Regions from separate parts of the Homo sapiens genome. Here region 2 is linked to region 1. A link is a contact called in ENCODE Hi-C or POLR2A ChIA-PET data. All regions are on one chromosome and are shown on one strand. The core of a region is the stretch at or near the end of the contact, and the rest is flanking DNA. Distances in the headings are between cores, read along the strand shown.

The links. Hi-C counts contacts between places; a loop is a spot of excess contacts on that map. ChIA-PET counts read pairs that join two places held with the same protein, here RNA polymerase II (POLR2A). Pooled maps may share reads with other maps.
Region 2: a map of heart right ventricle shows a loop between it and region 1 (6-fold over the local background). The contact joins two enhancer-like sites. A Hi-C loop is called at or near these places in 23 of 168 maps with a recorded cell type or tissue (Caco-2, PC-3, Right ventricle myocardium inferior and 9 more), 6 of 37 single-sample maps with no recorded cell type and 19 of 50 pooled maps. POLR2A ChIA-PET finds 5 or more read pairs at or near these places in 5 of 52 experiments (H1, MCF 10A, PC-3 and 2 more).

What each region holds. Positions count from the first base shown.
Region 1 is chr10:63,667,040-63,672,000 of GRCh38, forward strand. The region is part of intron 2 of LOC107984238 (a long non-coding RNA gene); the gene reads right to left. All of the region lies in intron 1 of LOC124902438 (a long non-coding RNA gene), which reads left to right. Among named protein-coding and RNA genes, the nearest start is that of REEP3, 150 kb to the left of the region's middle. Within about 2 kb of position 3,477, at least 8 of the 41 ENCODE cell types and tissues checked have a DNase peak (open chromatin) inside an H3K27ac peak, as active enhancers do; they include endothelial cell of umbilical vein, heart right ventricle, left ventricle myocardium inferior and 1 more, where a contact is called at or near this core.
Region 2 is chr10:63,708,979-63,713,844 of GRCh38, forward strand. No RefSeq gene overlaps it. Among named protein-coding and RNA genes, the nearest start is that of REEP3, 190 kb to the left of the region's middle. RefSeq lists an enhancer at 4,298-4,866. Within about 2 kb of position 3,418, at least 33 of the 41 ENCODE cell types and tissues checked have a DNase peak (open chromatin) inside an H3K27ac peak, as active enhancers do; they include endothelial cell of umbilical vein, heart right ventricle, left ventricle myocardium inferior and 1 more, where a contact is called at or near this core.

The DNA of each region.
Region 1 (4,961 bases), core at 2,227-4,726:
GGACAAAGGCAGTGGTTAAAATGCTGGTACTGGGAGTTCATGAACTCTTTTTTCTCATCTGACTTTGCCAAGGACTTCCTATGTGGTCTTTAGCAAGATCAGATTTTTTTGTCTTGATTTGGTCACTCTCCAAAAGTGGTTAGAGGTCGAAATGCACATTATGACTTAGAACGCAGCAGTTCTAGCCAAGGAGGGCTCTGCTATTTGCATGAAGATGACTCACTACTCTATCTTAGGAAAAAAATATATCAGCTTTTAAATAACTATCAATACAATGCATTAGATGACAAATGTAAAATGAAAATCTTCATAGAGAAAAAATAAAAATGCTTTATATGAAAGGCTGTTATAGACCAAAGCTTTGTAAGTAACCATATAATTGACTCAAAATAGTAGGACTGTTTTTCACTTTAATGTAAGATCTCATGGTTGGGGGTCTCTACAACTACTTTTTTCATGGTTTTCTTGTTTTTTATATGAAAGATAATATTAATATTTTCTACACTGGTTCTAATCTATGGTTTACATTAATTTCTTGTATAAAGGGCTGCTCACACTTAGATTTTGAGTTTTCAATACCAATACCCTTGCAAACAAATGAAAAGCAATAATCATTTGATGGTAAGACATATGTGCTGTTTTTACTTGTCTTGCCCCAGAAATAAATGAGGTGGTAAAGTAAATGGAATCAACTTTCTCTTTTACCCACCTGGCATCAATTGTTTCTAACTCCAAGCATCTAGCTGAAGATGATTTGTCAGCCAAAGAGGTTGAGGGTTATCCCAGAATTCTCAGTTGCTTATATCACAACTAGACAATACCCTTCTCTGCAGAGGTCCAGTCTCCATACTAATCCTCTACCATATATTTGGACAGATACACTTTCTCAACCACAAACATATGCCTACTCTAATTTTCTTTCTCATATCTGCAAGTTATTTTGCCCAAGATATATATTTTCATCTGTTTCACATTTAGATAGCCTCCCTCAGTGTAAGCTTTAAAATGCTGTCATGGCTTTCGGAAGATTATTACAAGTAAAAGAAAAGTACATGCCAGATAATTATAAATCAGAACTTTTACATACCAGATAGGAGGAAGAAGAGAAAGGGAAGGAGAGGAGTGAAAGCAAAATGCACACATCAGAAAGTTTTGAAACATCTGCAACTCACAAAAATTAATGGTGAATAACATTGTTTGGAATTCCTTGTCCTAGAATATCAAGATAAAATGCTGGTATCTGAACAGAATGCACACAAGATCCTGAGCACATTCAACTAAGCCACACTTAGACCTCTGATGTTGACCTTAGCCCCATATCATGTAGGGCATGATGTTATACTTCCAAAGATAGCTCACTTTCTTTTCTTTTCTTTCTTTTTTTTTTTTGAGACAGAGTCTTGCTCTGTTGCCCAGGCTGGAGTGCAGTGGCGCAATCTCGGCTTACTGCAAGCTCCACCTTCTGGGCTCACACCATTCTCCTGCCTCAGCCTCCCGAGTAGCTGGGACTACAGGCGCCCACCACCACGCCCAGCTAATTTTTTCTATTTTTAGTAGAGACGGGGTTTCACCATGTTAGCCAGGATGGTCTCGATCTCCTGACCTTGTGATCCGCCTGCCTCGGCCTCCCAAAGTGCTGGGATTACAGGCCTGAGCCACCGTGCCGGGCAGATAGCTCACTTTCTGATCATATGTTTGAAGAGCTCACAGGGGCTTGTGCATTTTGCAGCTAATAAATGTTTCCAGTTAAGCAAAATGATTTCTTCTGCAACTGTGAAATAACTTTTTAGGGTTAGACAGTTGACATTTTGGAGATAGTCCTCCATATACATATACATTCTGCTTTCTTTCCATATTCTTACTTTCCAGCCCAAGATTCATAGTCTTAATTTTGTTTGGATATCTGAATTTCTTCTCGGTGTTTAACCCACAGATGCCCATTAATTTTTGTGAGTTGTGGATGTCACAAAACTTTGTGATGCATCCATTTTGCTTTCACTCCTCCCTCCTGTAATGTGTGTAATAGCTCTGTTTTCTAATTGTCTGGTAGGTACTTTTCTCTCTATTCTAAAAAAGTTTCTAATAGCCGTGACAGTGTTTCTTACAGTTTGTCTGCCCTCCTTCCACACCCCACCTCCCATAATCTCAGCAAAAAGGGTTCAGGATTCACCAGCTGTTCCCTCTCTGCCCAGCCCAGCCTGTTTAAGGAGCAGCACTTGCAGCATGTGCCGAAGAAGTCCAAAGGCCCTCATCTGCTCCACCTGACCATTTCCAAAACTCAACCTCAGAAACTGGGCGCTTCTTTATCCCCACCATTGTCAATTCATTGAATACCTACCTACAAGTTCTGTTGTCCTTGAAGCTACTCTGTGTTTAGCCAGTCCTTCCCAAACCCAGTTTTTCAGGATCTCAGAATCAACCTAGTTTATATGCTCTTAAATCTTCCTCCTCCAGAAAAGTCCCCCATTTAACCTAAATGCACGGTCTTGACTTTACCAAATGCCTTCTCGTGGTAGGGCAGGTTCTACTTGGTGACCAGGACCATGCAGGGCATTCTCCCAGGGCCTAAACCCAACCCAGATCTCGGACTTTCCCTAGATTCTGGCACAAGTCAAAAACAGAATCCCAAAGCTGAGAATGCATAGAATTACCTAGGGGTTACTTGTTAAACAGCAGATTCCTGGCCCGGCACGGTGGCTCATGCCTGTAATCCCAGCACTTTGGGAGGCTGAGGCGGGTGGATCACAAGGTCAGGAGTTCAAGACCAGCCTGGCCAAGATGGTGAAACCCCGTCTCTACTAAAAATACAAAAAACTAGCCAGGCGTGGTGGTGGGCACCTGTAATCCCAGCTACTCAGGAGGCTGAGGCAGAGAATTGCTTGAACCCAGGAGGCGGAGATTGCAGTGAGGCGAGATCACGCCACTGCCCTCCAGCCTAGGTGACAGAGCAAGACTCCATCTCAAAAAAAAATGCAGATTCCTGGAACCTCCTTCAGAGATTCTAATCCGTAAAATCTTGGTTGGATCCTAGAAATCTGTATTTCTCTGAAGCCCCTCAGATATATCTGTTCCCAGTGATACAAGGACCATACTTTGAAAAATGCAGATGGTGTGATGTCAATTATCAAGTGACATATTTAAGATGCCTGAGGGAAAAGCCACTTTGCATGAAAACAAAGTCAATTAAAATAGCTTTATGACAGGTTAGCTTTGCCATAAGACATTATCAGGATTTTGATGCTCCCTCCTTTGTTCGTGGCTGTCCAAACCTCCCTCCCTCTTTGGCTCCTGGCCTTGGTTTGGGACCTCTGAGCTGGGGCTCATGCCTTTTGTTATGTATCCTTAGCTTTGCCTCTCGACCTCGATTATGCTAGGAAATCACGTTGTGCTAGGAAAACCTCCAGAATTCCAGGTCACTAATATGCGTATGTGGAAATTACTCCCATATCCGGCTCCTTCCCCTTCCTCTTTCAGGCACAAATGACACAGCACTTGTCAACTGCCTGTGCTTGGAAGGAGCCGTGGGATTAATCCTGGCTAATGAAACATGAGCAGAAGTGACATGTGTGGGATTCCCTTTAGTTTCTCTTCTTCCACCTCCGCTTCCTGGCCACGTATTCCAGATGGTGCAGCGATGAGCTGGTGGAGCCTTCATCAGCCCAAGTCCTTCAGAGACTATGTGGAGCAATATTTGCTGATTTACCTGGAACATGTAGTGTGAGCAAGAAAGAAACTGTGCTGGATGAATCCACTGAGATTTAGGGGTAGTTTGCTATCACAGAAAACCAAAGTCTATTCTGACTAATATGCATTGGTAATGTACTTTAATGGAGTTTCCCCAAAACCACCTCTATCCTTGCTTATTTAGTTGATGGCTGCTGACAGTCTTAAATAATTCAGTATATGGTGAGGCAGGCAATGTAATAAATTCTCTTTATTTAGTGGTAATGGTTGGAGGAGCACCTAATAAATGTACTTAAGTAGATACATCTTTAGTTTGAGACAGATATATTCAGCGGAATCTCTTCCTGACCAATTAGACTGTGAGCTCTTTGAATCTGACTAACACAGAGCTGATGGATTATTGAGCATTTATCTTTTAATAAATCTCAACCAGATTTGGGATCCAGCAGTCATCACTTGCACTAACTCTAACCTGTGCTGAATTTTCCACATTTCTTCTGGATAGTCTCTGTTGTGTAGACACATAACCTTAGTGTATCTTGTAAGTTCAGAAAAACATTAGGATCTGTCCTGATAAAACACCTTAAAATGACTGAGTCACATTTTTTTTCATTTAACTCTGCTAGATGTGGCATGAAAGCAGGGGGCAGTCACAGACCTGCAGAGCCTTTTAAGTTTCACTCCTGTGGATTTGTATTCTGTGTGTCCTCCTTAAAAGCTTTCATTGCCCATACAAGGCGAGCTAGGTTGTCTGATTGTCCTTGTTTTACCTTTGCAAATGCTTCAATTGTGCAGCTGGAAGAATGGCCTCTGAACAGATTCTTCTGGAGTGATCATCTGATTCCTGGCCCAGAGCAAGATGCAAACTGGCAATTTTCTTTTGTTGTCTCTACCCCCTCCTCTGTCTCCATCCCCCAACTCCAAATCGTTAGTTGCATTTGAAAGTTGTTTTTTCTTCCTTTTTTTTCTTTCCTCCCTAGTTGTATGCACTCCTAGTCTGGCTGACTTTCTGGGCTCTGATCCAGCTTAGTTTAACATTGTTTATGCCTTTCAGAGCCTTCTTGGGAGATTGGTGCTTTAATTAAGAACATATTGATTTTAGACACTAGAAAATGTCATCTGACCCAAAATATCTCTCCATGTTAAACCTCCTCAACAGTTTTCTCACTGAACCATAATCACTCCCTAAAAATAATCACAGTCTATTTTGAGCATATTTACACTTTTGAATGTAGCTTTGCTTATAGCACTCAATCAACACATTTAGTACACCTTGG
Region 2 (4,866 bases), core at 2,168-4,667, 42 kb after region 1:
AAACACACTCCTAGCGCTCGTGATGGGTACCAATTGCTTTAAGCTAATCAGTCATTCAAGGTGATTTCAATGTCCCAGAACCTGAAACAGTGGCTAATATGTAGTAGGTATTCCATAAATATTTGTTCAATGAATATATGAGTTGATGTGAGCATAAATGTGTGAATTAAGGGCCAGGCGTGGTGGCTTACACCTGTAATCACACAACTTTGGGAGGTCGAGGTGGGCAGATCACTTGACCTCAGGAGTTCGAGACCAACCTGGGCAACATGGTGAAACCTTGTCTCTACAAAAAATACAAAGATTAGCCAGGCATTGTGGCGGGTGACTGTGGTCCCAGCTACTTGGGAGGCCGAGGTGGGAGGATTGCTTGAGTCTGGGAGGTGGAGGTTACTGTGAGCTGAGATCGTACTACTGCACTCCAGCCTGGGTGACAGAGTAAGAACCTGTCTCAAAACAACAACAACAACAACAACAAATATGTCAATTAAACTTACTCGATTTAGGTGAATCTCAGGACACTGGCTGGAATGCTGGTCTAGAAGCCCTCTTTGCCATCAGATGTAACTATTAGAGACTTGATTGTGACTGTCAGCATTTCTACAACCATTGGGAGAGTCAGCCTTAAAAAAAGGCTGACACGGCTGGGCGCAGTGGCTTAACGCCTGTAATCCCAGCACTTTGGGAGGCCAAGGCCGGTGGATCACGAGGTCAGGAGTCCAAGACCAGCCTGGGCAAGATGGTGAAACCCCGTCTCTACTAAAAATACAAAAATTAGCCAGGTGTGGTGGAGGGTGCCTGTAATCCCAGCTACTAGGGAGGCTGAGGCAGAGAATTACTTGAACCCAGGAGGTGGAGGTTGCAGCGAGCCGAGATCATGCCACTGCACTATAGCCTGGGCAACAGAGTAAGACTCCATCTCAAAAAAAAAAAAAAAAGGAAAAAGCTGACATGGCTGGGCGCCGTGGCTCACGCCTGTAATCCCAGCACATTGGGAGGCTGCAGCAGGCGGATCACCTGCGGTAAGGAGTTCGAGACAGCCTGGCTGACATGGCGAAACCCCATCTCTACTAAAAATACAAGAAAAATTAGCCGGGTGTGGTGGCGGGCACCTGTAATCCCATCTACTTGGGAGGCTGAGGCAGGAGAATCACTTGAATCCAGGAGGTGGAGGTTGCAGTGAGCTGAGATAGTGCCATTGCACTCCAGCCTGGGCAACAAGAGCGAAACTCCATCTCAAAAAAAAAAAAAAAAAAAAGAAAAAGAAAAATGCTGACACTAGTGAAGGTAGGACAGAGAGAGAGAAATGGGCCATTGATAGCATCATTAAAACACTGGATTAACTACTCTATGCCCACCCTAACAATTATGTGAAACAATAAATTCCCTTCAATTTTAAAGCCAGTTTTAGTTGGATTTTCTGTTACAACACAAAGAGTCTTAATCAACAATGGGGAAATGACTTATTCCATTCCTAGGCCATCCCACTTTGGTACAATGTGGGTTCCTTCATAGTCACCCTGGTCAGAAAACACCAGGATCAGAAGGCGTTCCAAAATACCCCTTGGTATGAATTTAGAAACAGGCTTTATTGTAGAAACATACAAAGCAAGTGTCAGCAGGCAAAAGAGTCATCTACAATCTCCCAGCCTTTCATGAATCCAAGAAAATGAATCTTTTAGAATATGGCAAGTTATGTTTTAGGGGAAGGACTCTACCTCCTTATTGCTTTCCATGTGGAGAGAGGATCAGAACAACTTATCAGTGGGGATGGAAATAGGTACTGGGGCACCAGGCAGTCTGAGTTATGTGTTAGATGTTCTGAGAAGTTGTCTGGGAAAGCCAGCTTTCCAGTTCTGGAGATTTGAGGACTGTGGAGAGTGGTAGCTCATATGAGTAGGGTGGGAAAGAAACTGCCAGTTCTGTGGGAAGCTAAATTTAGGGCAGCCCACCCCACTGGGAGAAGGGGGGAAGCCCCTGTTCCACTTGGCTTGTCCAAGCCACCCCAAGTGACCTCCCAGAGTCCCTTTTAGACAACTTTGCTTGTCATACACCAAACTAAACCCTTGACCCAGCCAGTTGCTTAAAATCCTTCATCTGCTTCACCACTGCCTTCAGGGTAAAGTCCAAGGAGTTGGTTGTCCGAGAGTCACCATCTGGCCCAACCCAACTATTTGGTCTTTCCGTGTCACCCTCCACCTTATACTGTAAACTCCAACTGTCCTGGATGACCTGCTGTGCTCCAAGCATTTCATGTAACAAAAGCTTTCAGTGTCTGGAAGACTTTTGCACCATGCGTCTTCCTGGAATGTATCTTGCTGAGCACTCTGTCCCCCAAATTTTGTCATGATCAAAGCCTGCTCATCATCTGTTTCAGCTCCACTGTTTCTCTCTCTGGAAAACATTCCCAGATCTTTAATCCCCATACCCTGCATAATTAATCATTGCTTCCTCAGAGTTCCCATGGCACTTGGTTCACACTGCTAGCATGCACTTATCACCTTGTTAAGCAACACATCCACGGCCTCCCCTAGATTACCAGTTTCCTGAGCACAGAGACCTTGTCTTACTTGTCTTTACAGCTTAAGCCGTACTGGGCTGCTCTCCATGGGACTGAGCCTGCTGGCCGCACTGTGGCATCCTGCCCTTTATTCTGTATTAGGGAGCATACCTTACGGCCAAGGCTTACTGAGCAGTTGTACAGGCCTTTCCCTGGTGATAAGAGAATCTGAAGAGGACTAGGTACACCTTGTCAAAATGCTGGAATTTGTATCCAGGTTGGAGAGTGCCTAACACATTTGGGAAGAAACAAAATTGGGGTAAGAAGCAGCCCGATTTTTTAAAATAAGTTCTTAAAGGGTCAGTGGGACCGAATGCCTTGAGGAATAGCTACTGATACAGAAGATGACCTAGTTTGTAAAAAGAACAGCATAATATTTTAAATAAAGGTTTTCCTCCTTTTGACCTTTTTCCAGTATGACTGTATTGCTGTTAACTTTATTACTGAAGCTTAATGCCCACGATACCAGGAAGCACTTCTAGAAACAGCTGTGAATGTGGCCATTCATGGGTTTTGCCCCCACCATCAGGGCATGTGGGGAGGGATTTCTGTTTCCGCTGCCATGGTGCCTGTGTTTTTCCTGTGAGTACTAATGAAAGGCCCTTAAATTAGACCACACAGAGTTAAGGGAAATTGTTTATTCCTTCATTTTCATCATACCAAGGAACTTCAGAGATTTGGATCTATACACTTTGACCTCTAAGGAGTTTTAGAACAAAGGTGTGATGTCCAGAAAGATAAGAATCAGCAGGTCACATGGCTTTTCTGAAGGTTTATTCAGTCATCCCAGGACATCTAAAGGCAGGCAGATGCCAAAGTACACACGGGGCATTGGGTGTGAGCCTGATGAGAGCAGAGACCGGGAGGCCTAATGGAGGGGCTGGCACAGTGACAGTCTTCAGGACTAGTCTGGCCTGTGCAGCAGCTGCACATGTTCCTGGGATCAGAGCCAGCTGGTGGCTCATGGCAGTGGTTTCTGGGTCCTGGCTCCACCCCAAGACAGGCTCGAGCTCCTTAGCCCTGACCTGGCAATAGCTTTGTTCTGGCTTCACACTGAAGTTTGGCTGCTGAGCCAGAAGGTGAAGGCAGAACCTTGCACTGTCACCCATGCCCTCCTTCCAGCCTGATACACGGGCTGCCCCAGGCAGGGCCAGGGACCAGTGGGAAAAACCAGTCCTCCGGGGTGAAACTTCCATCATCCTCAAAACTTTTGTAGTGGTCTTGCCCTCTTTGGGTCTTCTGGGGGCACTTCAGTGTTGCTATCTGTGCATAAGGCCTCAGGTTAAAGTAGATGTCATATGGGATGGAGCAGAAATCTGGCAGGAGATGCCCTGGCTGTAACAATCCAGAAACATTCAGAGATGACTCTGAGACTGGATTTCAAAACTGGCTTTGGTTTTGCAAGAAATGCCACCCCAGATCTGGTTCTCCAAAATACAGTATCAGGAAACCCACAAAATAAGATGGATTTTAATCTCTATTAGAACATTTCCCAAACATTCCAAATAAAACATCACTAGTGACACTATTGGATATTGATGCTTTCAGTCTTTCCTCAAGTGTGGATAAAGCATCTTCAGAACATTTTAGTAGCTTTATTGATTGGAACAGGCAATCTAAGTAAAAGCAAAGTGCTTGCTATGCAAATAAAGCTTCTAGACAAGACTCCAGTCTCCCTCTGGCAGCAGCTTGCCATCCCAAACCCCTCCCATCTGGGACTCTGAAATCTGCTTTTAAAATACAGTCTGTATTTGCATGTCCCAACACCCCCCTCCTTGTTTTAGTCTAATTCTCCCAGGTTGAGAGAAACACAATAAAGGAAATTTTGTTGTTGTTGTTTTCAGTGCTTCCTTTTCACAGACTCTTTTTTTGGAAACCGCAACCTCGGATCCCAGCAGAGCTTCCTGGGGACTTGAAGAACATCAATCAGTTTCGCAGCTGGAGGCCGAGGCTTTCCTCAGGGAAGACTTTTTACATAAAACAGATTGTACTTTGTCCTTGCCAGGGCAGACAAAGATTTAAATTAAATATGCAGAAAGCTCCAGTTGGCTGCCTGCCACAGCCTGGGAGAGGGGGAAGGGAGATTGTGTCCCCACTCTCCTTCCTTTCTCTCTAGTTGTTTCTTTTTCCCATTTCTGTTATTACAGTGATAGGAGCCAGCAGTTAAGAGACTTGGGCTTTAAGCTGGGATTTTCTGTAAATTCACTGTGTGATGTGATACAAGTCACTCAGCCTCTGGGACCTCAGTTTCCTCTTCTACAATGAAGAGTTTGAATGAGATGATCTTTGAAAGTCTTTTCCGTATT